Linked DNA regions of Homo sapiens: all the other regions are linked to region 2. Evidence: chromatin loops called from intact Hi-C (ENCODE). Cell type or tissue: dorsolateral prefrontal cortex. All regions are shown on one strand.

The links. Peaks named below come from ENCODE experiments on the same cell type or tissue, not always from the same donor. Only the 100,000 strongest peaks of a DNase experiment are listed, where the experiment ranks them.
Region 1: a loop joins it to region 2, with 2.6 times the contacts of the local background. A loop is called at or near these places in 5 of 110 quality-filtered maps.
Region 3: a loop joins it to region 2, with 3.0 times the contacts of the local background. A loop is called at or near these places in 12 of 110 quality-filtered maps.

The regions. Positions count from the first base shown.
Region 1 is chr17:10,029,697-10,034,696 of GRCh38, forward strand. The region is part of intron 1 of GAS7 (growth arrest specific 7); the gene reads right to left. Among named protein-coding and RNA genes, the nearest start is that of RCVRN, 130 kb to the left of the region's middle. RefSeq lists enhancers at 3,538-4,039, 4,040-4,539. In dorsolateral prefrontal cortex, no CTCF peak of the experiment used is centred here; DNase peaks (open chromatin) are centred at 2,116, 3,949 and 4,455; H3K4me3 peaks cover 3,482 bases; H3K27ac peaks cover 4,835 bases.
Region 2 is chr17:9,963,327-9,968,326 of GRCh38, forward strand. All of the region lies in intron 4 of GAS7 (growth arrest specific 7), which reads right to left. Among named protein-coding and RNA genes, the nearest start is that of RCVRN, 61 kb to the left of the region's middle. In dorsolateral prefrontal cortex, a CTCF peak has its summit at 2,459 (motif pointing right); a DNase peak (open chromatin) is centred at 2,480; H3K27ac peaks cover 985 bases.
Region 3 is chr17:10,122,153-10,127,152 of GRCh38, forward strand. All of the region lies in intron 1 of GAS7 (growth arrest specific 7), which reads right to left. Among named protein-coding and RNA genes, the nearest start is that of GAS7, 74 kb to the right of the region's middle. In dorsolateral prefrontal cortex, a CTCF peak has its summit at 1,878; a DNase peak (open chromatin) is centred at 1,799; H3K4me3 peaks cover 1,204 bases; H3K27ac peaks cover 2,308 bases.

The sequences.
Region 1 (5,000 bases), 66 kb after region 2:
TAAAAATTAGCCAGACGTGGTGGTGCACACCTTTAGTCCCAGCTACTAGGGAGGCTGAGACAGGAGAATTGCTTGAACCTAGAAGGCGGAGATTGCAGTGAGCTGAGATCATGCCACTGCACTCCAGCCTGGGTGACAGAGCGAGACTCCGTCTCAAAAAAAAAACAATAATAATAATAATTATAATTATATATACTAGAAGAGATCAAGAGGCAGGAGGAACACTGAGATCATGAGAACACCGAGGGAGATGGAAACAAAACGCTGACCTTCCTCCCGTCCCCATAGTGAAGCATCCGTGTCCTGTTGTCCCTCCTGCCAAATATCAGGTATCAGGTACCTGACCAGTTGGCATCCATCCTCTGTCCTTGCTTCTCATGTCCACTCTTGTCTTTTCCTAGAAACTGACAGGTTCTCAACCTGAAGGAACACAACAGAGGGAAGGGGCCTTGGAGACCCAAATCCCTGGTGCTGTGAGTCTTTTGAGTCTTACCTCTACCGGGTTGTATTGGCCCCGAGGGGGCAGTCAGCTTCCAGGGGGAATCCTGAGCCCTGGAATCCATTCAGGTGGATAGGTTGGGACCAAAGTACTTTGTGGATGAAGGAAAAATCAGTAGGAACCCAGGGCTTTCCAAAGACCTCATCTGAAACACCTGTTTGGCTTTGTAAGCCTTCAAAGGGTTCTCAGGGCCAAAATACAGAGAAGAGCATGCGGCTAATTTCGGGCCTGGGCCTGAGCATGACCATGTCCTGTGGAACTGTGGTTGGACCCGTGTGAAAAGGGGGTCAGGTGCATGAGGCACACCTGCAGTTCTCACCAGCAAGAAGCCACAAGAGCCAGGAGGGTCGCCTTCCTTTCTCCCAGTTTTCTATTTGCAAAATTTGTCGGAGGTATTACCAGAGTCCTCTGTGTGTCACCTCAAACCCTTCTTATTAGAAATCACCTAGTGAGCAGGGCTGCCTCCTTGAGTCCCTAAAAGAAACTTCTCAAATGAGGCTTTAGTAGATGCAAATGTCCTCCGGCCTCTTCCAAACCTGGCACTATCCAAGTGTCCTCAGGCCTCACTACTTGGTGTAGATAGATGAATGGGGTGACAATGTATGTGGCAGCAATCATCAGCACCTCGCTGGCTTGAATATCCCACTTGCTCACATCAGACGCCCACCCCCACCAGCCTCCTTGGACGAATCCAAAAGTGACTCGCTTGGGCTCCCCAACCAGGTTGCAACTCCAGTCGCCATGGAGTGTCCGGCATACTCTTCTTCATCTGCATTAGCTACTTCCTCCCCAACACCATCACTGTCCTCTGTCCACGAAGTGGCAAGAGGAAGCCTCACACTGTGGCTGTCACTGGCACCCATCATAAGAGGTAGACATTAGGGCCATGGGAGTTTTCTCCCAGCCATGGGCCTGAAGGCTGAACCACTTGGGACACTCCAGACCTATCCAGCTCCTGGTAGGCTTGGCAAGGGTCACAGCCACCCTGCAAACCCCCAGCACATCCCTGAGGGCCAGTCAATTCATTGGGTATGTTTGTCAAGACTGGGCAGGGAGAGGACACAGAACAATAGACTCTGTATTTTCTGACCCTGTAAAGAAATGGAGTGATCTGGTTAACCAGGAATTTTGATGAACATAATTACAACGCAGTCCCTGCAGCAAGGATACAGGAAGTTCACCCATCAACCCTCACAGGGAAACTTGCCAAGCTGGAAATATGGAGTCTCCGGGGGGACAAGGATTGATGAAAAGATTTGCAAATGATCCTGCAAACTGCAAGGATGAGTTGGACGGCCCCTCCTGGGTCAGAAGTCATGTCACAGCCTTGCAGCATCTGAGAATCAAGCTGTCGGCAGAGGGTAGGAAAGAAATGCCTTCCACGTGGGCCTTGCAGAACCCCTATTCCTGCATGACCCTTCCTCCTCTGACTCTGGAGAATGAGATTTTTATGGTCGTTGCACCTGCTGTACGAATGTAAGACAGAAGGGCCAGTTAATAGGGTTCCAGAGGAGACAATGCAAGAAATGAGGAAAACTCTGAATGTGAGCATGTTTCTTGCATCTGAGATGGCCCGTCCTTTTCGTTGGTGGCATCTCCCCAGCGGCGCCATACGGCATGATGGGGATCTGAGAGACGCCCACTCTTCAGCATGTTTTGGAAGAATCTCGGCATTGACGAACCAGCATAATTGTGCCACCAAATATCAGAGTCACTCTTTTGGCCTCTGATAGACGGGTTTGGAGCAGGTGCCTAAAGGCCTTATGACTGTGTTTTAGAACCACAGGATCTGGGGTGGAGGACCTGGAGTGTCATCCCACAAGCACCCCTGAAATACAGAGAACAGCTCCAGAAATAACAAGGGAAGCAGGGACTGCTTCCCCGCCTTGAAGCCTGGAGGGGTTGGGGAACCTCAGAAAAAAAAAAAAAAAAAAACCCTACATTTTGTTCCATTTCAAGGTCTCTCTGGTCCTGATGTTTCAGCACAATTAAAAATGTAATTATTAAATGACAAGGTAGACTCCTCCCAATAGCCGGTTCCAGCTTCTGGATTCCAAGCCAGAAAACCTGAATGACTGTGCTCGCTGGCTTTTGATTAACAGAGACATTTTATTCAAACTCTCCATTTCCTGATGAACTGTTGAGGAATGTTGCTTCTTTCCTCCTCCCCCTTCCCTAGCAGAATAAAAATAGTGTGGGCCATTCTGATATCCTAGCCCCAACTCAGGATGACAAAAGCATTAGGAGACAGCACAAAGGCCTAGGCATAAAGAGGTGCTGTGTTCCCAGACAGCAAGCTGTGATGTGTGCAATTATCTTAGCCTCTCTGGGCCTCTGTTTCCTCATCTGTGAAATGGGGGGATTGCTAGCCTTGAGGTCCTATAACCCATGCATGGGACGGCTTTTGTAACACAGCCTAAAACCACAAGGAAAATATCAAGGCAGTTAAATGTCCAGCTCAGCTTCCAAAAACAGCAGCCACATAAACAAAAGAGACGACAGAGGCCTGACAAGACACAAATCTTGATGAAATATTGCTTTGCTCGCTGCAAGCTTCCCTCCAAACACTTTTGGGCTCTAAAGAGAAAGAGGTCTCAAACTCTTTTGGTCTAGATACCCTTTCATTTACTCAACCAAATCTGACTTAGAATCGGTGGGAAAGAAAGGCTTGTCTGAGACACCAACAAAGCGAAGTGATATACCAAAAATTGGAAATGAAATGCATGCCCAAATCACGGTATGCGATAGTGCACATGACCTCAGGTCTGTATGGGGAGGCTGAACAGTTGGGGATTCTCTTCCCCTTTGCCACAGGTCCCTGTTACGGCCAATTAATGCTGAAACGTCCCTATTTGTCAAAGGAAGGAGTTGAGCTAGTACTTTTCTCTTCGTCCTAAAGATTAATGATCTTGACATGCATCCTAGGTTTTCTATGCTAGTTGATATCTATAACGATATCACTTGTCCTGACCTAGAAAACACTTTTGAAGGACATTTTGTAGATTGTTGACCTAACAGACTCCCTAGGGAGTTCCTGGAAGGGTGAGGGCCCCTCTAAAGGATTGCTGGTCAACTTCCCTTTGCAGCAGAAAAAGCCTGGGAACAAGAGAGTTTTGCCAAACTTGGTATGGCCCAGAGAGAGAGAGAGACAGAGAGACTATCCTCCCTAGCCTTCCTTTAGTATTAAGCTGCAAAGCCCCCAAATGCCTTATGTCATTGTTTTGGGCACTTTCTAGACTTCTGAGGAAAACCCCAGAACCAAATTTACCAAGCGTCCTATTGCATTCAAAATGGATTTAAGTTCAGAAGCAAGGGAGGGAGTCCAAAGTTGCTAGCTGGATCAGTAACAGGCTCAGTATCTCATGCAAAGCAGCCCGCTCACCAGAAAGGATCTTCAAGCACAAGCGACACAGCTGCTGCCCGCAGATGCACCGGGGGGCAAAAGCTGGCTTCCTCGGGGAATTAGTGCTGTTGTAAAGAAGGCAGACTGAAGCTCATTATGGTATAAGAGTAGGTGCCTCTGACGGCCCGCCTGCACCTGCGATCCAGCTGGCCTGGCTTTGTGGCCACCAGTTGCTGGCTGGAGTGGCCTGCAGGCACTGAAGGAAAATGGAAGCAGCTCATTTCCCCAACACGGAGACTCATTCCACTGACTGCAGTGCCTACGGCCTGTGCTCCAAGTGATTCTAATCAAAGACTTCTGACTCCGAGAGATGGTTCCTGATGAGGTCTGAACCCTGAGCTCTGGAGGGAAATGAAGTCTAATAAGGGCTGGAACCGTTTCCAAGACTCAGTAAGGGGTGCAATTCTCACCAACCCGATTCAACTAACATTTCTGGAGCTGCTGCCGCTGGCACATATAAAGTAGGCAAATGGTGACAGCCAAGGGCCTTGCTATGGAGATGTGAGACCTACCACTGCTCTGTGCCACCGTGCGAAGAACACAGGATGGGAATCGGAGCTGGTAAAGCTGCAGCAGTCTCGCTGGCAGATCTTGAGCAACCTCTTCCATCTCTGCTGGGAGGCCTCAATTGCTTCATCTCTAAAACACGGAAGTTGGACCAGATGGTCTCCAAGGGCTTTCATATATACATATATATAGCCTAATACTTAATAATTCTTTTTTTTTTTTTTAGACAGTCTTGCTGTGTCACCCAGGCTGGAGTGCAGTGGCGTGATCTCGGCTCACTGCAACCTAAGCCTTCCAGGTTCAAGCGATTCTCCTCCCTCAGCCTCCCAATTAGCTGGGATTACAGGCACCTATCACCACGCCTGGCTAATTTTTGTATTTTTAGTAGACACGGGGTTTCACCACGTTGACCAGGCTGGCCTTGAACTCCTGACCTCAGGTGATCTGCCCACCTCGGCCTCCCAAAGTGCTGGGATTACAGGCGTGAGCCACTGCGCCCGGCCCAATAATTCTAAATGTCAGCATTAGTATATATGTTTTAAGGACATGCCATTTTAATAGGAGAAAAAAAGTCACATTCAAGTGTAGACA
Region 2 (5,000 bases):
GCTTGGGTTGATGAAAATGTTCTAAAATAGATTTGATGATGGTTGTAAAACTTTGTAAATATAGTAAAAAACACTGAATTGTATACACTTTAAATGGGTGAATTGTATGGGTATGTGAATTACAGCTCAATAAAGCAGTTTTTTGGTGGGGGAAGAGAGAGAGAGAGAGAAACAACAGAGACACAGCAACCAGTGTATCTGTGTGTGAACCTGAAGGGATCCTGGACTGGGGAGAAAAGCAGCCATAAAAGGGATTTGGGGGCCAGGTATGGTGGCGCACACCTGTAACCCTAGGCTTTGAGAGGTTGAGGTGGAAGGATCGCTTGAGCCCAGGAGTTCTAGAATTCACGAGCTATAATGGTGTCACTGTACTGTAGCCTGAGGTACAGAACAAGACCCCATCTCTCTCTTTTTTCTTTCTTAAAAAAAGGCATTTTTTGAGACAATTGAGGAATCTGGAGTGTATATATTAGGCGGCATTATTGAATTAATGTTTTCTTAAATATGATAATGGTATTATCATTATGTCTTCTTCCTGGAAGATACATTCTGAAATATTTGCATTTAAAACAGTAAGTCAGAAATGTGGTTTAAAATAATCTAGGGGGTGGAGGGCAAGGGGATTGGGGGAGGGGATGGGAGCACAAATAAAACAAGATTGGACAAAGGCAGGTAATCGTTGGGCTTAACAGATTTGTGGTACCTTATTATATATTCCCTCTACTTTTGCAAAGGTTTGCAAATGCCTATAATAAGAGTATTTGTTTTAAATTTCCTTTGCCTGTGATTCCAGAGAACTCTTCCCTTCCATTTATTTTGTAAAGGCCTGCCCAGGGGTCAGGACACCCCACCTGGGCATCTCTGCATCACCCTGAGGCCTGGCAGGGGGTGATACCACACAGGAAGTGCTTGGTAAACTGGAGTGGGTCATTCACAAGTGATTCAGCAGGCCCCCGACTCCAAATGTCTTCTCAGCCCATTTCCTCCCCCCCTGCAAATAATCTGGGTCCCATCCCTTCAGCAGGTGGGATCCTGTACAAAACCCCTCAATGGCTTCCCAGTGCAGTTAGGATAACCCCTGAGCTCCTCGTGGCAGGCCTGCGCAGACTACCCCAGCCTCATTTCCCACCCTCCCTATTCCTGCTGATTTAGTAAGCCACAGCCACACTGGGTCTCTATGCGTAAACACGGTTCCCCCTTGCTGCCTCCAGGCATCCACGATGCTATTCCCTCCCCTGGAAAGCTATTCTTTCCCCACCTCTTTGCCAAGTGAAACCCTTGCTCATCATTCCAGTCTTAGAATAGGTATCTTTTCTTAAGGTACCTTAATTCCTGACATTTCCAGCACCAGGCTAGGTTCTCACAGCATCCACTTCCTCCAGCCTTTGTCACTGCTGAAATTGCACCATTATTTATCTACTGTTTCTCCCACACCAGCCATAAAACTCCATCAACGCAGGGCTATAGATATCACCTGTGTCTCAGTGCCTGACAAAGACCGAAATTGCTCAATAAGAACATGTGTTATTGAATTATTGAGGTAGGTAGGAGGTGGTGGAGATTAAACATCTCACCTCTTTCTCCACTTTGAACTCCATGCTCCAATGGGTCCCTCAAGTTTCCAAGCCCTTCGTCCCATTCTCTTTCCTCTCTCCTGTGTCTAGAGGGTCTTCCTGGGAAGTTCGTGAGAAGCCAGAACAATTGAAAGGTGGATCACAAAAAGGCCCAGGCACTGGTGGGCAGGAAGGGAAGGGACCCACTAGGACGCGATTCTGCAAAGGCAGCAAGACTATTAGCCTTTGATCTAGAACCGGAAATACCATTTGACCCAGCAATCCTATTACTGAGTATACCCAAAGGAATATAAGTCATTCTACTATAAAGACACATGCACACGTGTTTATTGCTACACTATTTACAACAGCAAAGACTTGGAACCAACCCAAATGCCCATCAATGATAGACTAAAGAAAATGTGGCATATATACATAATGGAATAGTATGCAGCCATAAAAAAGAATGAGTTCATGTCCTTTGTAGGGACATGGATGAAGCTGGAGGCCATCATTCTCAGCAAACACAGGAACAGAAAACTAAACACCGCATGTTCTCACTCATAAGTGGGAGATGAACAATGGGACCATATGGACACCGGTGGGGGAACATCACACACCAGGACCTATCGGGGCGTGGGGGATAAGAGGAGGGAGAGCATTAGGACAAATACCTACTGCACGCAGGGCTTAAAATCTAGATGACAGGTTGATAGGTGCAACAAACCACCATGGCACATGTGTACCTATGTAACAAACCTGCACGTTCTCCACATGTATCCCAGAACTTAAAGTAAAATAAAAAATAAAAAAAGATGATTCGCCTTTGATCCCTCGCCTCTGCCCCCGAATCAGGTGGGCTGCATTTACCCAGTACCTGGGCCGACTGCCCCAGGGCTGCAGAATTGAAACCCTCCACTGGGTGGCACCAGATCACCACCTCCTGTGCCCACCCATCCAGGTCTCCAAGGGCTGAGTGAAGGAGCGGGGCAGGCACCCTCAGGAACTGTGGGGCACCCACTATCAGTCCTCCCCATGACATAGTATGGTGGGGACACGTTACTGGTGTCCGTGGAAAGTCCCTTTCCCCATCCCCCGACACCCACCCCCCAAAATTCTTTTTTTTTTTTTTTTTTGGAGATGGAGTCTCGCTCTGTCGCCCAGGCTGGAGTGCAGTGGTGCAATCTCGGCTCACTGCAAGCTCCGCCTCCCTGGTTCATGCCATTCTCCTGCCTCAGCCTCCCGAGTAGCTGGGACTACAGGTGCCCGCCACCACGCCCGGCTAATTTTTTGTATTTTTAGTAGAGACAGGGTCTCACAGTGTTAGCCAGGATGGTCTCGATCTCCTGACCTCCTGATCTGCCTGCCTCGGCCTCCCAAAGTGCTGGGATTACAGGCTTGAGCCACCACGACCGCCCCCTCCCCCCAAAATTCTAATCTTCCTGATCAGCTTGCTCAAGGAGGGGCAGCTAAGCAGGGGGCGGAAAGAGATCACAACCGGGTTTTGAGATCTGGGGCTTTCCAGTCTAGGTTTCGTCACTGTAACCCTGAACATGCCACTTTATCCACCCCACATGCCGCATCTCAAGTGTTCCTTTGCTCATTTATTCATTTATTGATGTTTAAGTGTAGTTATCATGAGTGATAACTGACAGCAGGGATGGTGAATCTACTCGTCTGCATGCTGGAGTGGGGTCTATACCTGGGGACCCTTTGTTGGTAGAGCTCTCTGTAAACACCAAACCTTCTTAACCTATTTGTATGTTTAACTCTTGGCACCTTTTTGGATAACCAGCCTGCAGGCTCACAAACCAGGACAAAAAGTAGTAGCTAGCTGGGCGTGGTGGCCGGCGCCTGCAGTCCCAGCTACTCCAGAGGCTGAGGCGGGAGGATTGTTTGAGCCCAGCAGTTCCAAGCTGAGGTCACAGTGATCTACGATCACCTCCATGAACAGCCAGTGCATTCCAGCAAGGGCAACACAGGGACACCCTGTTTCCTAATTATTTTTAACTTAAAAAAGTAGTAGCTTTTATATACAAATGTTACCCTTTCAAAGCCTAAAAGAATAACATTCTACCTCCTGATCCTGGGACTGGTGAACAACGCACGTTCGCCCTCTCCATATACTACATGATTTATTTTTGTTACCCTGATGACACCTCAGCTCCCAAGGTTACCATCCAAAAAGAGTCTGACTCAATCCGCCTGTCTTTAGGCAGCCACTATCTACCCGGGCCTGCATCTCCAGAGCTCGCCTCTCCTGAATTCCCCATACTGGTACCTACTTTGTAGCTTTTTTTTTTTTTTTTAAGTAAAAAATTGTATCTGCCTTCTATAAAAGTAAAATGTGTTCATTTTAGGAAATTTGAAAAATAACAACAAGTGTAAAGAAAATAAAATGACCCATGATCTTAGACCAAAGGTTCTCAACTTCAGCACGATTCATGTTTTCAAGTTGAGCACTTCTTTGCTGTGGTGTCCCATGCCTTGCGAGATACTCAGCGTCATCCCTGGTGTCACCTACTAGTTGCCAGTAGCACCCCCCCTCCCCAGGCGTGACAATCCAAACGTCTCCAGACATTGTCAAAAGTCCCAATTGATAGCCATGATCTCAGACGCAGACAGAGCCACCGTACGTTTTCCAGTTTTCCTTCTAGTCCTTCTTCCTAAGTATAGATAAGTATAGATTTCCTTCTGCCAAATAAGACTGACTATATATGCAATGTGTGTCCTACTTTTTTTTTACTCTATTTTATGTTGTGAGTACTTTCCCAAATTATTGCATTTTCTTCAGAAGCATGCTTGCTAATGGCTGCATAGTATCACTGGCTAACCTCCAGCGCCATCATCCCTTTTACCCATCCCCTGTTGCAGGACAGTTAGGCTGGGTCTAGTGTTATGGTGCTGTAAATAATGTGTGAGTGAATAGCCTTGCACATAAATCAGAACCCCTCAAGATACCCCAAGAACAGACACTAGACAAGACATCCCTGTGTCGATGGCTTATAATGCACAGTGTTAAATCAGCTTCTGAGATATCAGTTATACCAGTGTCCATTCTTTAAAATAGATGAGTAACAACTTCACAGTATTTCAGAAGGGATTATGTTTTATCAGGGAAGAAAGAATGATTTTGAGGATGGGGAGCTGTTTCTCATATTCTTCCTGATGATGCCCAGGGTAACACCAGATTTCTGTCATCGTTGCTGAACCACATCAGAATTTAGGCTGATGTCTTCCAAAACAGTCTCAAATCAGGAGACAAAAGTAAGTTTCACTTCAAACAGGATAACAGAATCTGTGTTGAGAAGGCAAGCTGGGAGCTCAGCAGGAAACATACAAAGCCACGGTTGATTCATGATGGGTGACATGAGCAGAGGAGAGAAGGAGACCGATAGGCCAGCTGTGTGCTACTGACTGCTAGTCCACTGCTCAGGAGTGGTCCTC
Region 3 (5,000 bases), 160 kb after region 2:
CCGGGAGCACACTTTTATCTGTGCACACCGGTGGTACCCACCCAGGAGATGATGCTTCTGAAACTCCTAAGGCCCCAAAACCAGCCAGCCCCTGTGTTTTCATTCATCCTTCCCTCCCACTGAGGGGTTGCAAACAGAGCTCTGTCTTTAGCCAGCATCTTCTAGAAACCCTCATCCTTCCTCTCCCTCCCAGACACGTGCACACTGAGATCGAGACCCAGACAGCCTCCGTTCTAGGCACTTTCCCAGTCAGTTTATGTGATGGCCCTATTCAAATACTCAAAAACACACCCATTTTCTCAGAACAAAGCGAGAAAGGCCCCCTGGGACCCGACTCAACAACAACTCCCTAGCAGAAGGAGCCTCGCCCTCCCTGGCGCCCTCCCTCACCCTCCCTGGCTGACTGCTGGTTTGATTAACAGCCATGAAGAGGGGGGTTGAAAGCCTACCCCCACTTGTGGTGAAAAGCCCCAGCTTTCAATCACAACTCCTCCATATGGCAAGTTATTTACCTCCACGGAGCCTTGGTTTTTTACCCATAAACCCAAAACACTACCTCAGACAGTTGTACAATTAACTGAAATATCTAGAACAGTGCAAGCTGAAGATCTTTTTTTTAAGGCTGGCTGGGAGACCCCATGTTTAAACATAAAATAAATAAAATGAAGTTTTTATATATTTTTATTTATTGATTTTGAGACAGAGTCTCACTTTGTCACCCAGGTTGGAGTGCAGTGGCGTGATCATGGCTCATTGTAGCCTCAACCTCCTGGGCTCTGAGCAATCCTCCCACCTCAGCCTCCTAAGTAGCTGGGACTACAGGTGCACACCACCACGCCTGGCTGATTTTTTTAGATTTTGAGGTGACGGGGTCTCACCATGTTGCTCAGGCTGGTCTCAAACTCCTGGGCTCAAGCAATCGGCCTGCCTTGGCCTACCCAAAGTGCTGGGATTCCAGGCATGAGCCACTGCATCCGGCCTTCAGGTGGGGCATGTGCTCTCCAGGTTGTGGTGGGCCTCAAGACTCACTGGAGTCACCTGTCAGACTCTGGAAAGCATTGTTTGTCATCCTACTTAGAGCTGTGGTCCAGAGCATGTTAAAACACAGACAGCTGGGCTCCACTGCCGGGTTCTGAGCCAGCAGGTCTGGGGCAGGACCTGGGAATATGCAGCTCCATCCAACAAGTTCCCAAGAGATGCTGGTTCTGTTGCTGCTGGTCCAGGGACCACACTTTAAGAAGCCCTACCCTAGAATCTGAAGGCTGGAAAGTACATTAAAGGTCACCCAGAATGGTTCCAAGAGGAGCCAGAATGTACCCATGCCTCTTGCCTGGTCCAGTCCTGCTGTTGATCTGACTCTCAGCTCTTCCATCTTGAGCCTCAGACACAGGCAGGGCTAAGGGTGAAAGCCCCAAAACTCTGATCATCACTCAAACAATCTGTGGCCCCTACTGGTCCTGTTTATCATCTCTCAGCACTTTTGGGGTCCCCAGGCTGTTGCCTCCAACCTCCAGCCACCAGCCCTCACCTAGAGCTTGCTCCCCCAACAAACGTGGGCTCCATTCTGCCCGTCCAGGAATAGACACCAGTGGCTGGAGGAATCAAGGCAGGGAGGTTGGAGTCCAAGGCCCACAGGTAAGAGGAGGGGCGCAGCAGAGCCCTGGAACAGCTGATTTGAGACAAGCCCCTCCATCTTGAGCAGAGCCTGGAGACAGTGGTTTTCCTGGAGGGGGGCCCCGGACAGACACACACTGTACCCAGTGTCCGGGCCACACAATGCACAAGAGGCCAGTGGGGCAGGCAGCCAGGGCCCACTCATGCCAGTACCATCTGGGAGCCCTTGCCAGGCCTCGCAGGGCTGGCTGAAGAAGCTGGACTCTGTCCTGGGGCACAGTCGTGCTCTATTCTTATCTCAAGGGGGAATGTGTGACTCTCCTTCCCGTGAATGGGGGCCCCTGAGGAGGCGGAGTGGGAAACAGAGCCGCCACTGTGCCTGGGCGGGCTCCCCGCGCGGCTCCCAGCTCCAACCAGCCCCTCGTGGCGGGGCCTTGCACTCAACAAGAAAAGGCCAAGCTGAAGGTGGACATGGAAATGACAGTCCAGAGCCCAGTGCAAACTGCCCCTCCCTCACTCTGCAAGACTTGAGCCCGTGAGGCCTGACCAGAAACACACACTCACTCCCTGGAGAGACCCAATGGGACGGGCTCCTAAAGGAAAGCGCAGCCTCCACACAACACAGTTCCTTACTAAATCTCGAAGGAAGGAACCCAGACATCCTAGGCACCCCACACATGCGCACAAATCCCCACTGGCAGATCGGGGCTCTGGCCTGCCTAGCTCCCACAGCACACCATTTGCAGGTGGCTACAGATCTCATGATTTGCTGGCTCTCTTTCGGCCTGCAAATGCCAGGCTTAGCCAGCGAATGGGGCACTGGATATTCTCAAGGACTTGGTACAACCTTTCTAAAGAGCAGTGTGGGGCCGGGCACAGTGGCTCACGCCTGTAATCCCAGCAGTTTGGGGGGGAGCTGAGGCATGTGGATCACCTAAGGTCGGAGTTGGAGACCAGCCTGGCCAACATGGTGAAACCCTGTCTCTACTAAAAATACAAAAATTAGCTGAGCATGGTGGTGCGCACCTGTAATCCCAGCTACTCAGGAGGCTGAGGCAAGAGAATCGCTTGAACCCGGGAGGTGGAGGTTGCAGTGAGCCGAGTTCGCGCTACTGCACTTCAGCCTGGGTGACAGAGTGAGAATCCTCAAAAAAATTCAATAAATAAATAAAAATAAAGAGCAGTATGACACCATGGGTCAAAATGTGCACTTGAGTGGTCCACATTTCCTGGAAATTACTCTCCGTGCAAAAAGATATCATCACAAGGAATGGTTATCTTCAGTAATTTTTAATAGCAGTAAAAAAAAAAAAAGGGGGGGTGTGGAAGAACCTCAGTGTCCATCATAAGGGGATTGCAAATTAATAGTTTATCCAAATTGTGACTAACAAACACTAAAACAAACCTGTAAATATATTTAATGATAGAAATATATTCTGAGAATATTAAATTTAAAAAAAATAGGTCAAGGCTGGGCGCAGTGGCTCATGCCTATGATCCCAGCACTTTGGGAGGCCAAGGCAGATGGCTTACTGGAGGTCAGGAGTTCAAGATCAGCCTGGCCAACATGGTGAAACCCCATCTCTACTAAAAACACAAAATTAGCTGGGTGTGATGGTGTGCACCTGTAATCCCAGCTACTCGGGAGGCTGAGGCAGGAGAATCGCTTGAACATGGGAGGCAGATGTTGCTGTGAGCCAAGATGGTGCCATTGCACTCTTGCACTCCAGCCTGGGTGACAAGAGCGAAACTCCATCTTAAAAAAAAAAAGAAAAAAAAAAAAGGTCAAACAACTGTGTGTATAATATGATCATAAAAGGATAAAATGGGGATTGTTCTTTCTTTCCCAGTTGGATGAAAGAGGGGAGTAAAGGGTGATGGGGAGATGAGGAGGGAGGAGGGCAGGGTGGTGTAGAGAATGAGGCCCGGGTGTGAGGGGGTCAGCTGTGGGTGGGAGCCACTGGCCACTGGGGGAATTAGACTAAGTCTTGTTTAGCCTTCCTCTGGAAGGGCCTTAAAGGATGATGAAAACATCCGGAAAATATTTAGCTAGTAAATCTTTCAGAAGCCCCTCCACCCTGTGTTATTTATATAAACACTTCCCTTCCACTCCTCTCTACCCTCACATACACCCGCCCCGATTCCTATCACAGACTTGGAATCAGCAGAGCCAGAGAGAGCTGGACAAGGCTGGCTCCATGTGCGTTCTGACCACCACGGGTGCAACCCATCTGTGCAGTATGAAGCCTGCGCTGATGTGTTCCCTGGCCCCCATCGCAGAGCAGCCCTCTGACCTGCCAGGGACCCACAGCAGGGGTCGGGGGTGGTGGCCACACTATTTGGGTTCCCTGGCCACCAAATCTCCAGCAGTGATTGTCCCAGGGACTCAAGGAAGGGGAAGGGTTAAATGGGGGAGTCGCTTCTCAGACAGGAGAAAGTATTTGCTCTAATCCTGTCCGTTCTCCTGGAACTTCCTGGAGTTCTCAGGGAAGAAACCCTTAATGAATGGTGTGAGGGAAAGAGAAATCACATGCACATGAATGTGTGCATGCCACACACACACGCTCACACACACACTCATACACTCACACACACTCTTGCACACACACCCACACACTCACGCACATGCACACACAAACGTGCAAACACGCACACACAAACACGCAGATGCACACACGCGCGCGCGCACACGCACTCATGCACACACGCACACTCACACCCACTCACATACACACAAACACGTATCACACACGCACACACAAGCACACACACAAAGAGCGCACACACGCAGACATGCACACACTCTCGAAAACACACACATTCACACACACACGCTCACACACATGCAGACACACTCACACACTCGCGCACACACATATTCTCTCTCTCAAGATCTTCCTCCTGCTCCTGAGAAGTGCCCAGAATTCGGGGAAGCCACTCACTTGTTAAACAACAGCCTTCTTTTGAGGGTTAGGAGCCAGTCCCAGCGTGGGGCACGGGGAAGAGACTATGCTCCGGAACCAAGCCGGCTCTGACTCTAGTCCCAGTGAGAGCACAGCAGACAGTGAACCAGTTCTGGCTTCAAACCCCAGCTCTGCCGCTTAAGCTGTGTGACCTTTTTTAACCTCTTTGGGTCTCTGTTTCTTCCCCTAGAGAGTCCTGGTATCCTTGAAGGGAGATTGCATCAGAGGCTGGGAGTCTAGAAACCTGGGTGTGAGTGCAGGCTGTTTACTGGCCTGAAGGTTGGAGCCAGCCTGCTGGTAGGTGCTGGCCAGCACCTTACATTGTTTGTTGTTGTTGTTAGTTTAAATCAATTGGCAACATTACACAATTGGGAGAGTGTGGATTTCCAGCTGGCCATGTGTTCCCAATGACTGGCTGATGCT